Linked DNA regions of Mus musculus: region 2 is linked to region 1. A link is a loop called in an ENCODE intact Hi-C map of the cell type or tissue named here. Cell type or tissue: left cerebral cortex. All regions are shown on one strand.

The links. Peaks named below come from ENCODE experiments on the same cell type or tissue, not always from the same donor. Only the 100,000 strongest peaks of a DNase experiment are listed, where the experiment ranks them.
Region 2: a loop joins it to region 1, with 3 times the contacts of the local background. A loop is called at or near these places in 2 of 42 quality-filtered maps.

The regions. Positions count from the first base shown.
Region 1 is chr11:104,191,063-104,199,062 of GRCm38, forward strand. It overlaps a transcript of Sppl2c not described here. Among named protein-coding and RNA genes, the nearest start is that of Sppl2c, 8.7 kb to the left of the region's middle. In left cerebral cortex, a CTCF peak has its summit at 4,963 (motif pointing left); a DNase peak (open chromatin) is centred at 4,958.
Region 2 is chr11:103,912,501-103,920,500 of GRCm38, forward strand. It overlaps Nsf (N-ethylmaleimide sensitive fusion protein), which reads right to left. Exons shown (of 21, transcript NM_008740.4): 5 at 4,006-4,172; 6 at 1,301-1,408; 7 at 816-891. Among named protein-coding and RNA genes, the nearest start is that of Nsf, 38 kb to the right of the region's middle. In left cerebral cortex, no CTCF peak of the experiment used is centred here; DNase peaks (open chromatin) are centred at 4,502 and 7,708.

The DNA of each region.
Region 1 (8,000 bases):
TAGCTGTTGCAGCCTGGGGTGCTCAAACACAGACACACAGGCTCAGCTATATATCAGTCACTCAGCTAGGGGCACATTTGAAAAATAAAAGTCCTTGAGCCACATATTCTGACCCAGTGTGCCAGAGTGGGACCAGGCACCTATGGGTTTGAAGGGCTCCTGCCTCTCTGCCTCAGGTTGAACCTCTTGAGAACTGAATCCTGGTCCCTCTATGCATCCAGGCTAGCTGGTGGGAGGACAGAGACCAGAATTTAAGGTTCAGAACCCAGGGTAGTCCCCCAACCCCTGACTTGGCTCATACTTCCAGCCAGTTCCTCATACATTAATTCCCTACTAGGGCCCTAGGCCACAAGGCTATCCCCAGAGCCTCAGGCTTCATCCAGCTTTACTAACCAATCACTGGGAAGGAGGATTTGAGCCCGCATCTCTAAGCCATCAATAGCCATTCATGCCCTGTATTCTAAAACAGTGGTTCTCTACCTTCCTAATACTTCGACCCTGGAAGAATACAGTTCTTCATATTGTGATGACCCTGTACTGGCTGGTTTTGTGTTAACTTGACACAAGCTAGAGCCATCAGAGAGAAAGAAGCTTCAGAAATGCCTCCGTGAGATCCAACTATAAGGCATTTTCCATTTTCTCAATTAGTGATCAATGGGGACAAGTCCAGCCCATTGTGGGACATCTATCCCTGGGCTTGGTGGTCCTGGGTTCTATAAGAAAGCAGGCTGAGCAAGCCATGCAGAGCAAGCTAGTAAGCAGCACCCCTCCATAGCCACTGCATCAGCTCCTGCATCTAGGTCCCTGCCCTGTTTGAGTTCTGTTTTGTCCTGACTTCCTTTGGTGATGAGCAGCAATGTGGAAGTGTAAGCTGAAAACCAGCTGGCTTTTTGGTCATGGTGTTTCATCACAGCAATAAAACTAAGACAGAAATTGGTACCAGGAATGGGATATTTCTGTGACAGACCTGATCCGACCATGGTTTGGGGGGAATTGTGGAAGGACTTTGGAACTTTGGGCTAGAAAAGCCATTGAGCGTTAAGAGCTCGGTGAGATGATTTTTTTAGGAGCTTGGAAGACAAGAATGTTGAGAGCAGTGCAGGAGATGGAGGCCTGGCTTGTAAAGGTTTAGAAGAAAATTTAAAGACTATCATGGCTATTTGCTGTTTTGAATTAAGATTCTGTTGTTCTGGTCAGCTGTGGATGAAGAGACAGCCAGAATTAACAAGACAACACCACCACTGAAGTTGAACCTTTGCACTACTGGGACAATTGATGCTGGTGAGCTGGAGCTAAGAAATTAGTAGTGACTGAGAAGAGACCAGCATCGTTGGCGTGAAATCTTCTGGGAAGTGTTTTCAGAGAGTACAGAACATCTGTGTTTAAGAATTGGCCAACGTTGTAACTCGTGCTAGCAGCCAAAGTTGGTAGTGTAAGAGTCACCCAAGACTGGTTTTGAAGGCATGATGAACATGGAGAACAGCTGAGGCCTGGCACTGTGAGAGACCAGAAGAGGCCACTGGTGAAGGTACAGCCTCAGTGTTATTTGAAGGGGACTGAAGGGGTCATGCAGCGTTGAGAATTGGTACCATGAAGAGAGTCTGTGACAGGCTATTGGTGAAGGTACAGCCCAGTTGCAGCAGAAGACCCTGGGGTTTTGGAGATGTCAGTATAATGGGATGATCACCAAGAACAGCAGCAGCAGTGGAGTGGATCCAGCCAGAGCCTAGAAGACAAGATGTGTGTGCTGCAGAGGGCAGAGCTGGAGAAATGACTCAAGCCCTTTGGAGGAGCCCAGAAGATAGGGAGTGGATCCCAGACATTGGACAGTTGGTGTTTGATTTTGCTTTGATTTGATTGTGAGTGTGCCCTAATTTTTCCCTCTTGGGGTAAAACATTTGGTTTATTTATTTTTTTATTTTACTGGCACCCATAATTGAGAAACTTTAAATTTTAAAAGACTTTGTATTTTAAAAGAAATTAGCTATTTTAAAGGGACTGAAATTGTAATATGGTTAAATTTGTGAAGACTGTGGGGCTTTTAAAGTAATGTATATTTTTAATGTGAGATCTTAGGGTGAATAAGAAAAGAAAGGTTGTGGCCTGAAAGTGATATATTGGGCTGTAGACATGGATCAGTGGTTAAGCGCAATGGATGTTCCTCCAGAGGACTCGAGTTCGATTCCCAGCACCCACAAGGCTGTATCTCCAGTTCCAGAAGATCCAACACCCTCAACACAGACACATATGCAGGCAAAACACAAAACTAAAAATAAATAATTTTTAAAAACAAAGCAATGTGTTAGTGTGTCAGGTTAACCAGGGATCAGTTATACTGGCTAGTCCTGTGTCAACTTGACACAAGTCATCAGAGAGGGAGGAGCTCTTGTTGAGGAAATGCCCCCATGAGAGACTGTAAGGCATTTTCTCAACTAGTGGCCAGTTGGGAAGGAGGAGGGCCCAGCCTATTGTGAGACTTGTCACCCCTGGGCTGGTGGTCCTGGGTTCTATAAGAAAGCCATGTGGAACAAGCCAGCAAGCAGCACCCCTCCATGGCCTCTGCATCAGCTTCTGCTTCCGGTTCCTGTCCTGTTTGCATTCTGTTTTGTCCTGACTTTCCTTGGTGATGAACAGCAATGTAGAAATGTAAGCTGAATAAACCCTTTCCTCCCCAACTTGCTTTTTGGTCATGGTGTTTTGTCACAGCGATAGAAACTCCAAGACAAATAGAAACGTAAGACGAACCCCAGCCATACAATTATTTTGTTGCTACTTCTTAACTGTAATCTTGCTGCTATGGTGAATCGTAATGTAAATACCTGATAGGTGGGATATGTGATTTGCAACCCCTGTGAACAGGTTGTCTGACCCCCAAAGGGGTCGTGACTCACAGGTTGAAAACCATCACTCCTAGAATATCATGACATCAAGATGCTCAAGAAGTCAGTTGTCAGTCACTTGTGGAGTAGATAAATGTTCCCTCTTGCTAGCTGGGACTTTGTGGACAAAATAACACTACAGGGCCTGGGGTCTGTGTTAAGTGTTAAACCATCATGCTGGGTAGTGGTGGGAATGAGCTGAGCCATGCTTGGCACAGTCAGAAATCTCAGGGTTCCAGTTGCTACTCTTGAGAGGCTCTGCTTCTACCCAGAGGCCTTCTTCTATGTGCCTGGTCTGCCTCACTTTGCAAGTCTACTGCCTACCCACTGGCCTAAGTAGCTGGACTGAGACACACCGTTCCAGAGCATCCTAGAGCTGGCAGCTTCCACTGGCTACTGGAAAAACAAAGACACAGGCTACTGATCATGTACACACACACACACACACACACACACACACACACACAAGGGCACACAATCAAACATGACTATTGTACTATGTGATTTTTCAAATATATACACAAGCATACATGTATACTACACTATACATGCATGGACAGACACACACATACACACACACAAACCTGTACCCAGCACACATCCCTTGGTACGCACTTTGCCATACACACACACCCATACCACACTTTACCACATACACACATACACATAAGCTCTAACCTGTTCCCCTCAGAGCTGATCCTTCATCACTAGGCCATCCCTAGCTCATGAACAGGTGGGGGCTCCAAGAATGTCAGAGCAGACACCCACGTGCCTGGCACATGGAGAACAAGCTAATGACCACACTAACACCAGGGCTTAGCCACGTTGTGGGGCCTCCTCTAACTCCTTTACTCAAACTCTTGCTTGGTTCAGGCCTGGGTCATGTCTGATGGATTCCCCAGCTGCAGCCTGTCCCCACTTCCTTGCATGTGGGCTCCTGGACCCATCTGACCTCTGCTTCTAGGAGAGTCAGCTTGTAAACCTGAAGGAGGAGCCAGGGCAAGAGCCTGTCTCCATGATAGGGCTGGATTCACATCTCCCAGGAGCCTCATTTAATCCCAGTAAGCAGTAAGCACTCCATAGGTCTTGGACTCATTCCTTTTAATGAGTTTGGTGTTAGAAGTCTAGATTCCCTGGAAGAGAGGCAGCAAGGACCTGTGGGATGCTTTTTTATTATTATTACTATTATTATTACTATTATTATTATTATTATTATTATTATTATTATCTTTTTGTTTGTTTGTTTTTTTCAAGACAGGGTTTCTCTGTGTAGCCTGGCTGTCCTGGAACTCACTCTGTAGACCAGGTTGGCCTCCAGAAATCCACCTGCCTCTGCCTCCCAAGTGCTGGGATTAAAGGTGTGCACCATCACTGCCCAGCCTGCGGGATGTTCTTGTTCACCTGAGGAGAGCCCAGAAAATGTCAGGGCCCACCCATGCTCACATTGCAGGAAAGGGGCTCGAATCGGGGCACCAACCTCTCCCAGTCCCACATGTGGAACCAACTCTCGTCCTCAGCCTCCTTTGAAAACATTTGCCTCCTCTCCCCACTCCAGGAAAAGTCTGGGCCCATAGCCTCCTTACGTCATTCCCCTCGGTAGATATGGACACCACCAGCCCTGCGTGCTTAGTGAGAAGGTGTTGCCTGCTTGAGATGTGACACCTCCGGCACCTCCCCAGTGAGGGAGAACATAGCTGCACCCAAGTCTCCCGGAACTGATGGTAAAGCCCAGCACTACGTTTATTAACATGAGGCTTTGGATGAATGGGATCTTCCCTTTGAGCCCGCTTTCCCATCAGTAAACTGGACTGGTGATGCCTACCTGTGCTTTGCGTTAGATGAGGAGCACAGACACACACTCGTATATGCTTTTGACAACTGAGAATGACAGGTGGTGCGTCACACACCATCCAGGTTAGCAGGTTTCCCAGACAGTACCGAGCATGCCTGGTATCCGTATTCCCGGGAGGCAGTTTATAGACAGTGTATGCTGCTACCAGAAGGAGGCGTTGTGGTAGGTTACCAGAACAATTAGACCATTGCTGCTTTTTAATCGGTCACAGCTGATGCTTGCGTGTTCCTGTGCTGCCACCTTCTGGTCAATGTGATAACTGCAGGCAGGTTTTAGAATAATTCCATTGGGTAGAGATAGAGAGTTGGTGTCTGCAGTGGTCCAGCATTGACCCTTTAGGATCTGATTTGTGAGGAAGTGAAAATGCCCTTGGAAAAGCATTCTGGTTCTGAGACGAAGTAACTACACCATGGCCTCAAGATCTGAAACACCTAAAGATCCTCCATATGGGTCTCACAGACCACAGTGAACTGGTGTTCTTAAGAGGGAGGCATCTCCACAGGACCAGCACCAGCACCTGCCCTAGTGTGTGCACCTCCAGCACCTGCCCTACTGTGCGTATCTCCAAACTCACAGGACTAGTATGTTGTGATACTTAATTTTGATCCTAAACAAACCTCCTACCAATGTTGCTATTGAGACAGGATGCCACTATGTAGTTCAGACTGGCCTCGAATGGGGCATCCTCCTGTTTCAGCCTCTGGAGTGCCAGGATTCCAAGTGAGAGACCCCGTGCAGTATTTTCAAGTGCATGCTATATCTTTGTACCTCTGGTCCAGGAACTCTTTCCCTCATCTGGAATGTTTCCTGATGTGATGTTTCCTAAAAAACCCAAGACTCACTCCTGGCCCCTCCTAGGAGGACCCCACCCACAAGACTTGACTAGAGGAGGGTTTCTAAATCATGGTGTTTGCAGAGGTCTTCCAGAACTCTCCAGAGCTGTGGACAGAGAGAAAGCAGCTTGCCCAAAGTCGCCCAGCAAACTATGGTGCAAGGTGCTGTCCGTTACAGTGTTGATTTTCCTCTGTCTCGGGACAGTGCCTCTAAGCATCTTATCTGTACTCTGTAGCTGCTTGCAAATCTTCTTTGAAGAAATGTTTGTTCAAATATTTTGCAAATCAGGTTACTGTAAACTACAGCACCAGACGATTTTTGTAAGATGGATCTGGTGGTTTCATTTCCAGAGAACTGGAGATGCAAACATCTTTAAAGCTCACGACACACTTTAACTAGACTACTTTTCACGTGGTGTGTTCGGATTCTCTTTGTGAGCTAAATCCTAGAAGAGATGGAAACCACTCCCAGCAGCAGCTCTGCTAACCTGGCGTGAGGGAAAGCTGTCTCCGTCTCTTGAAGCTCCTGTGAGGCTGGACTTTAATTTCCATACTCTGGTATGCTAAGGGAACGTTTCTCATCCCATAGCTTAGAGTATGTAGTCAGTTACTGTCTCCTGCGAGCCCTACCCTGGGAAACTCTCTGGGCTCTATCACATCCTTTCCATTGTTAAAGATGGAAGGAGAGAGGGGCCCTGAAGAGAGGCGGGACTATGGGTACCAAGTTACAAATGGTATTCTCTGGCACGGAGGGTAATTACATTACTAATAGATTGCATATTTCCAAATACCAAGAAGAATCTTTAAATGTCCTCATCACAGTGAAATGATAACTGTTTGAACTGATAAACATGCCGCTAATCACTCCAAATTGATCATATGCACATCATATGCATGTACCTAGACGTCATGCAGACCTCACAAGCACATGCAATTATGTGTTCAACTTTTTAAAATGCAAAGCCCAGCTAGGCGCGCTGGCACACACCCTTAACCCCAGCACTCAGATGGGCAGAGGCAGGCAGATCTCTGTGAGTTCAAGGCCAGCCTGATCTACATAGCAAGTTCCAGGCCAGTCAGGACTACAGGGTGAGAAACTGTCTCGAAACAACAAAGTAAAGCCTATTTTTAGGTGCCTCCCATTTCCTCCACCATTAGAATCCTTGTTAAAGAAAATAATACAGCTAATGTCTGTCACATCTCTTCAGTGCCTGCCCAAATCCTCACCCCTCAGCCTGGGCTTTAAAGCCTCCAGGATCAGTCTCTTGCCCTGGCCAAAGCTACCTCCCAGGAGCCCCTGAGCACCTACGTGATTCTTATGTGGGTCTTACGTGTTTACCCTCCTGACACACACACACTGCTCTCCACTGACCCAGAACTTTGTCGGGTTCCCACACTGAATCTTAGTTGAACTGTGGTCCCGCCAGTCGGCCAGCGCTGGGTACTGTCCAAGGTCCTGGAGAGAAACTTCCGACGGGTTCCCGACTGAGAGGGTCTAACCAAAGTAGAAGGGTGGGAGCACAAATATCTCTCCTCTCTCTCTTCTTCTCTTTCTCGCCTCATTTCATCCCCCCTCCTTTCTTCACCCTCCTTTTCTCTCTAGGGTCTGATAGCCCAGCCTAGCCTCAAATTCTCTATGTAGACAACCAAAGATGACTTTGAGCTTTTGATCCCCTGCTCCTGCCCAGGGTTCTGGGGTTATAGGTGTGCGCCACCTGGCTTGGCTATGCTTGAACTCAGGACTTTGTGCACACAAGCACTCTACCAACTGAGCCACATCTCCATCCCGATCCCCCACCCGTGCTCCTGTTTTTTTTAAAGATGCAAGACTGCTCCCCGATCTGGCCTCCAACATCTGGGCTCAAATCATCCTTCAGAATTCAGTTTCCCTAGGAGCCAGAATTAGCAGGTGTGTGCCACCATATATGGCTGTACAACTGCGTTCTGACCCTCTGGAGGCTGGCCATGGAGTCACAAATCAGTAGTCCCAGCACTTGGAAGGTAAAGGCAGGAGGGTATCCAGTTTAAGGTTAACCTGAGCTATATAGCAAGAATCTTTCTTTAAAAAAAAAAAAAGGTCAGGCCAGTGAAATGACTCTGTGTCTCAGTTTGTGCAAATCTGATGAGGTGAGCTTGATTTCCACATGTTCTCATTGGTTCATGTGCCTCCTTATACATCATAAATAATAATGATGATAATAATAATAATATCAAAAAGAAAGAATAAAGAACCCTTTGTCGGGGCCTAGCAAACACATAAGTGGATGCTCACAGTCAGCTATTGGATGGATCACAGGGCCCCCAAAGGAGGAGCTAGAGAAATTACCCAAGGAGCTAAAGGGATTTGCAACCCTATAGGTGGAACAACAATATGAACTAACCAGTACCCCGGAGCTCTTGACTCTAGCTGCATATGTATCAAAAGATGGCCTAGTC
Region 2 (8,000 bases), 280 kb before region 1:
CAACGGATCACTAAAGAACAGTGACGGACGATTCTGCGTTTAACACGGCAATTAGCTGGGGGGCTGACCAGTGCTGAAGGTCACAAAAGATAATGAAATTCTGAGGAGCCATCAGAGCCGGGAGAGGACTCACACAGAGAAGCTATGTGTGGGGTGAGATGGTCGGGAATGAGACCTGGGAGAGAGAAAGGGCTTGATGGGAAAGATGATGGAATCCAAGCTAAGACAGGAGGCTGGGCAGCAGCAATGGACCCATGAGAATCTGTCTGGGTAACTGCACTGTATGATGTTCACACTAGGGGAAACTGGCAACAGCTACTGGGATTCTGTGAGCCACATATACAAATCTTTTTTTTTTTTCTTTGAGACAGGGTTTCTCTGTGTAGCCCTGGCTGTCCTGGAACTCACTTTGTAGACCAGGCTGGCCTCGAACTCAGAAATCCATCTGCCTCTGCCTCCCGAGTGCTGGGATTAAAGGCGTGAGCCATCACTGCCCAGCCACATATACAAATCTTTGTGAGCCCAAAATTATCTTAGAATTTCAAACCAAGAAATGTCATTATTTCTTTTTAATTGTTTTAAGTCTGGCTATGAGCACAGGAAATTAAAATGTGCCGATGTGTTTCACATTGTTACAGGTGAACTGGGCACTCCAGCTAAAGGCTTGAGATTGTATATCAATCAGCGCTTGTGACAGAACAAGCCTTAAGGAAGGGTCTCCTTTCTCTATCACCTGAAAACCATTTACACAACTCATACGCAATATCAGAGGCATTGCCACTTCATTTGAAATTTTCTAAAACTGTGCATCTTACCGATAAGATTGAGCGACGAATTTTCTGCTTTTTCAAATGCAACTTGACTGTTTCCAACAACCAGGCCTACCTCAATCTGTACAGAGAGATGATAATTAGTACGCTATAGGCATTTCAAAGCAAGGCTAGACTCGAGGGAGAAATGAAGTTTTTCAGTACAAAGCAAACATGGCAACCAGTCATCTGAGTTACGTCTGCTTTCCTCACAGCCATCTCGCACAATCCCGACATGGCAAGGTCTGTCTTCACAGCCAGTCTCTGACATATTCTAGATGGCGGTGTTCAGCTAGTGCAGATTAGTAGATCTGCGGTTAGCTGTGCTTTGGTTTCTATTCCAGCAGCAATACTGGCTACAGCAGGAGTGAGGAACTCAGAGGGAGAACACACAGTATGGAAAGCTACCCCAGGCGAATAGTCAGAAACATATCAGCCTGTGCAAGTCATGTCAAAAAGATTGCCTAATGAAGACCAGGAAAAAGGCTTACCTTCTGCCTTTTGCCTGATGCAGGCTCTCCCTTCAGGATGCTGGGATCCATGGCTTCAATGTCCTTCACCAGTAATCCAAAGAGCTTATCATTGAAGCTAAAGACAAGCTGTAGAGAGAAGGAAGGGAAGAAAGGTTAGCCCATGGTGCAATGGCTTTCTACTACATCATCCAAAGGTGAAAAAGCAGTTTTCTTTTGAAAGTCCTTCTTGGGTCAACTCCACAGTCACACCATCACAGACCCAGTGACAGGAAAAGGAAACTTGTGTGTTAGTATGATGGGAGGTGACTCAGTCGACACTCACAAACACTTAGGAAAACTACTAGTAAGAAAACCGAGATCCAGCAGGGCAATAATGGTGCAGACCTTGAATCCCAGCACTCGGGAGGCAGGAGCAGGAGGGTCATGTGCCCGTGGATGCACAGCTAGGGACTTAGATAAGAGTCAAATAAATACTTAATAGCATAAAGAATATCCCAGTCACTATTTTTGGCCTGGCAGATCAGCAGGGAACAGAGAACATGCTGTTTCTGGTGCTGTAGAACTTTCTAGTTTGACCGGCAGGAAGCATGCGAGCCCCGTGCTCTCAGGTGGAGGGACCCCGGGGCTGTGCTCGAGCCGCTACTGCCTGCCTTAGGTCATCCAGAAGGCTCCTCGATGCCCACCAGCTGCTTATCTTCTCTGGACCCAAACTTCATCGGGGAGGAAGCCAGGTTCATTTTAATTCTAATGCTTTCTTATTTATTTTTTTTCTTCTTTGTTTAGTTTGTTTGCTTTTTTATTTGTTTTGCTTTTTTTGGGGGGGGGTTGGTTTGTTTGTTTCTTTCTTTCTTTTGAGACAGGGTCTCATTATGTAGACCAGGCTGGCCTGGAACTCACAGAGATCCACTTGCTTCTGCCCCCCCAGTGCTGGGATTAAAGGTGTGTGCCACTACACTCAGCGCTAATTGCTAGGCTTTCTTTTAAAACACACTGTATTTTGTTCCTGTACATCAGCAGTTCAGCTTCTGCCTGCAAAAGTTTAATTTCATAATATATAAATACTTTAGACTGCTATCCTTTAGATTTATCAGGAAAACTGAAAAGTGGCACTGTGTCCACTCTGATGCTCCTGCCGTCCACTGCTGCTCTCTCTCTAGTAATCTCCTGAGACAGAGACCTCAGGGCAGGACAGACGCAGCCTTAGCCATGGCAGTGCGGGCACTTGGCAATGCCAGACACCTTGCTCCCAGGATCTGCTATTTACTTTTAAACATTTGAGGACCCAGAGAGCTTAGATGGAATGCATTTACTGAGATTTGCCATTCTAGAGATTAGAGGACAAAAAGTTAGATGTATCCATTTAAAGTAAAATCACTTTCTAAGATGAAAATGCAATGGCAAAAAAGGGGGTGGTAGCCCATTTCTGCAAATTGCTTTACTGGGGACAGCCAGATGCTAACATCTGCTCTGGCAGTCAGGGTGCCTGTACAATGTGTGGCTTCATACTTTCTTTTTAATTCTTTGGAGATAAGGTCTGGTGTAACCCTGGCTGGTCTCAGACTTCCTTTGTAACTGAGCATGGGTAACCTTCAACTCCTGATCTTCCTGCCTCTGCTGCCCTGGTGCTGGGATTACAGACACTCACCATACCTGGTTTTCTTTGGTGTTAGGCCTAGTGGTGGAGCTCGGGTTTCATGCATGCTGGGCGGCACTCTAACAGCTAAGCATACTTTATGTTTAAACAGAATGTTTTTCCTAGGATATCCATCATCTGATAGTAACTCAAGTGTAAAAAGAGGCAGCGCTGGTGAATACTGGCTGCTGAGAGTTAGTGTCCAGTGACACTAAGGTTCAGAGACTCTGCGATGAACTTGATTTATACATACTTAATTTTCTTAAAAATCTCTGGAAGACCACCCTCCACCAAAAGTTGAGACCTCCACGGCTTCCCACAGTATCCCCCAGCCCGCTTATTTTTGAGCCAGGGTTTCTCACTGAACCCGGAGCTCACCAGTTTGGGTTACACCAGCTGGCCCGGGGCCTCAAGGGTTCCTGTCTCTGCCTTCCCAGCTGTAGAACTACAAGCACAAATATTGCACCACCTCTGGCTTTCTGCCTGGGTGCTGGGGGTCAAACTCAGGTCTTCATGCTCGCTCGGCAGGCACGTTACTGACTTATGAACTATCTCCCCAGCCCCACCTTCTGCTTTCTACAAAAACATACTAGTGACATAGGAAGGCTTCCCAGAAACAAATCGCATGTCCCACGATGAGAAAAATGAAACCATTTCAGACTATGCATCTCTATCAGGTTCCCAAATTTGCAGGGAGGAAACCTGATGTGACAATACAGGACATCAATGGCTTTTTGAAAAATGTTCATGTCTATGTGTACGTGTGTCATGTGCAGCCCCTTGGGGGCCGGCCGGAAGAGAGCTCTGGATCTGAAGCTGGAGGTACCCAGCAGTTGTGAGTGCCGGGCACTGAACTTGGATCCTGCAGAAGAGCAGCCATCTTAACTGCTGAGCCATCTCTCTGGCCTCCTAAAGCTGTGAGGGCTTTTCTGAACAGACTCCAACAGGTGGGTCAGCAAACTCACTCCTTCAATCTGCATGGAACTTCTTTCTCCTAGGAAAAGCTCCTCCTCTTGGCTCTTCCAAAGCAGAACCCTGGGCATCAGCACTCGGTGGTCTACAAAGGGAAGGAGTGAGCGGCTGGGCCTACCTGCTGCCCCACTGAGAAGGCCTGGTTGTTGAACTGCTGGATGAACTCGGCGGCCATCTTGTCGGTGTCGTAAGGGTTGGAGTCGATGTTCTTCTTCTGCAGGAAGTCGATCTCGATGGTCATTGTGCCGATGCACTGCTTGGCTTTGTCAAACGAATACAAGGCAACTAGGAGGAACCACAGGGATACCAGACTTAACGTTTCTAGTTACAACGAGCTCAACTGAGCTCCACGCGGGCTTCCCTGGAGGAACACATAGGCATAAACTTAAAAATTCATAGTCAGAGATTTCCTTACTCACCTGTGTTAAGGAGAAAATATTAAATGATACTCTCCCTCGCCTTTGACCCCTCATCTCTCCATGGGAAAAAAAAAAAAGAAAAAAAGAAAAAAATCACATCTCTCTTCACAGTCCTTGCACCGCCCTCCTCCTGATTTAACAGAGGACAATGTGACAGCGTGGGTGGCCTCAGTGGGTTTGGCACAGCATGTGGTTACCAAAGATGACTTTTGAGTAATCTAAGAATTTGCTCCCATGAGAGAGGTGGGCAGATTCCTCACTCTAAGAAGGTCGGCAAGAGGAAGTAATAAAGGGGTGGGGAGGGGGCGGCACCTGAGAAACAGTGTTTCCAGGGGTTAGTTTCCTGTAGTGTAAGCTCTAACTTATGCGTCTTTGTAACGCTGCAAGTGTGTTTACTGAGCACCCGCTGTATCCAGGAGCTGTAGCCATTCGCCTACAACACACAAGACCAGCATGTGCAAAGCTCCGAGTAAGAACATCCCTACTTAAGCCTTGGGAAGAGCCTTAAACTACTTGTTTAGGCCATAATGTCATAAACTTAAACATTAAAACACTACATATAAATTTACATTATATAATAACTATTCAGCCCCCAATGCTTAGCTGTACAATACGAAGTTTACATATCATATTGATAGAAATGAGTATTAAAAGATTTCTCGATGATACATTGTATAGAAGCATTTTCAGGGGTAAAAAAAAAAAAGGCTGATTTTAAAAAAATCAGCTTGTATGTGTTAATAAGACCTGCTTTCTAAACAAACTTTTAAAGCGAAACATATCACACTGCAGCATACAATCCTGGAAGCACCAGGAGGAGCTAAAAAGCACCCAGGAAATCCCAAAGACACTGTTATATTTGACTTTCCCCAACAGGGCAACTTGATCATGCCGAGTAAGTAGGAGCCCACCCTGCCCAGCAGCAGGGCTACTGTATACACGTACTTGTGTCTCATGATGAGGCCTCTAACAACACAGCGAAGTGCTTGTGAGCAGTTGCCACTGGGCTGACTCAGCTGTGCCAAGCCCAATGCTCCCAGCCTGCAGGGCCCTATGCTCTGGGGCTGCTACATGCCATAGGTTAGCTGTGCTCATTCTAATCTGTTAGTACTAGATGTGCTTGGTAGAGTAATTAATTATACAATATAATTAGTTAAATGTGAAATTTAGACATTCCACAATTGTGGAAAACACTTTAGAGGAAGAGTTTGTACTTAAAGATGAAAAAAAAAAATCAGCTAAGCATAAACAAAAAGTTAAAAAGTTTATGGATAAAATCCATAAAATCCAATAGAGGGACTAGGAGATATCTTAGTGATTATGAGCACTTGTGCCAGGAAGTGGTGGTGCACGCCTTTAATCCTAGCACTTGGGACTCAGAGGTAGTGGATTTCTGAGTTCGAAGCCAGCCTGGTCTACAGAGTGAATTCCAGGACAGCCAGGGATACACAGAGAAACCCAGTTTCAAAAAACAAAAAATAAAAAACAAACAAATTTTAAAAAGCACTTGTTGCTCTTCTAAAAGGATCTAGGTTCAACTCCCAGCACCCACATGGTGGTTCACAACCATGAAACCCCAGTGTCAGAGGATCTGGTAGCCTCTTCCAGCCTCCATGGGCACCAGGCACACAGATATACATGCAAGCAAAACACCCATATGCATAAAATAAAAAACAAGAACTTTTTAAAATACAAAAAATATTTAAACATGTTCTCTCACATGTTTTAAAAGATCTAAGTTCTCCTATAGACCTCATGATTGAAATGTATACACAAAAGACATACAGTACTCTAGACCACAGACCAAATCCCCAAGAAAAGGCCTTTAACCAACCTTGCAATTGAGTTGTTTCCATTCCCCAAGTACGTGTTTCTATAGTACTCATAAGACAGGCGATAAAGGGGCTGGAGAAGGGGCTGGAGAAGGGGCTAAGTAGCTAAGCTATCTGCTTTTCCAAATGACTCGAGTTCAAGTCCCTACCCCATACTGGGTGATTCACAACTAGCTGTAACCCCAGCTCCAGGGGATCAAATGTGTCTCTACTGGCACCTTCTCTTACACGTACACACCCACACACATACTCATAGCTAAACACAAGACGGTCTTTAGGATCTCCCCCCACCCCAAGAGGATGGAGTACAAAGAATGAAAGAGCCAGAGGATGGAGAGGGGCAGAAGAACATCTGGGCTAGCGGTGCTCACTGCTAGGTCTGACAACCTGAGTTCAATCCTTAGAGCCAAATCGACGTTAACCCACCAATCTGTTGTCCACATAAGGGCTGCATAAGATTGGACCTGTCAGCTTTTCATCATGGGAGAGGGGAGGGTGCACAGGGCCACGCCCCTTCCTAGAGGGACTATGGATAGTTCATGATATCTGGAGAAAGGTATCATTTTCGTCAGTGGTATGGCCATGGATAAACTGCCCATGCTCCAGTAAATAACTTCCCACCCACACTCATGCAAACAGGCCTAAGAAAACTCGGGACACATGCGCACTTGCACGCGCGCATACACACGTGCACACAAAGACATAAAAGCAGAACTGCCAGGGAATAGTGAGGGGCACAAGAGGACACTAGGAGGGCAACCATGACGAAAACGTATATACATGTATGAAACTATCAAAAAAGAAAAACTCTCTAAGATTTATTTTATCGTGTGTGTGTGTGTGTGTGTGTGTGTGTGTGTGTGTGTGTGCGTGAGTGCCCTCAGAGGCCAGCGGTATCAGATACCCTAGAGCTGGGGTCCTAGGCAGCTGTGAGTGTCCAGAAGTGGGTTCTGGAAACCAAGCTTAGGTTCTCTGCAAGAGCAATAAAAGCTCTTAAGTGCTGACCCATCTCTCCAGCTCCAAAAAGTTAATCTTAAAAACATACAAAACATGGATTTTTAAAATTCATTTTGGACAAGGGGTATGGTCCAGTCACGAATTATACTGGTCAAGTAAGAAATGAACAAAAAACTCGCTGTATGGCTTTCCAATGACTCATCATTATTCATGTCAGATTTCAGCGGGTTACAAAGATGTTCTCTTCAAAGGAATTCTTAGTCTGTATCAACAGATCCTTCTGGAACCTAAATAAATCATTTAATCTCTCTGTGCTTTCAACTGTCATGTGCGTCATCAAGACGACTGGATTAGGTAAGTCTTAGTGATCAGGAAAACTCCAAGTTCTCTAAACTTACTCCATAGATTACAGCCACTTGATTTGTGTACAAAGACTTCCTGCAATTCTCTGAGTAAGATTGCTTGTGTAAATCACATTTTTATACTTTTACTTGGCATCTTAAGTGGGGCAAAGGCATTTTAAATATTTCAAAAACAAAATAACAGAGACCCAGCCAGGACTGGGAGATGTAGTAAAGATGAAGGAATAATTCAAGTTTGGGCCTGAGGTTTTAGCATACTCTCTTGTCTCCCACTCTGATATTCTGTCTTCTTGTCACATTGCCTAGCAACTGTAGGACATAGTTAAAAGCTCAGTAGCTGTTATGAACAAGAGAGATTGCTTTCCATGTAGTAAAATGCTTCTAGTTTGAAACATGGAGAGAATGGATGTATCAGCAATTCTATTACATGTACCTGTCCCAGGCACTCTTGAACATTCGTCTAGAGAGAGATCCATAGGGAGACCCACTCGAGCACCATCAATGGCCAAGCACCAAGAAACACTGATCAGTAAAGGAACAGGG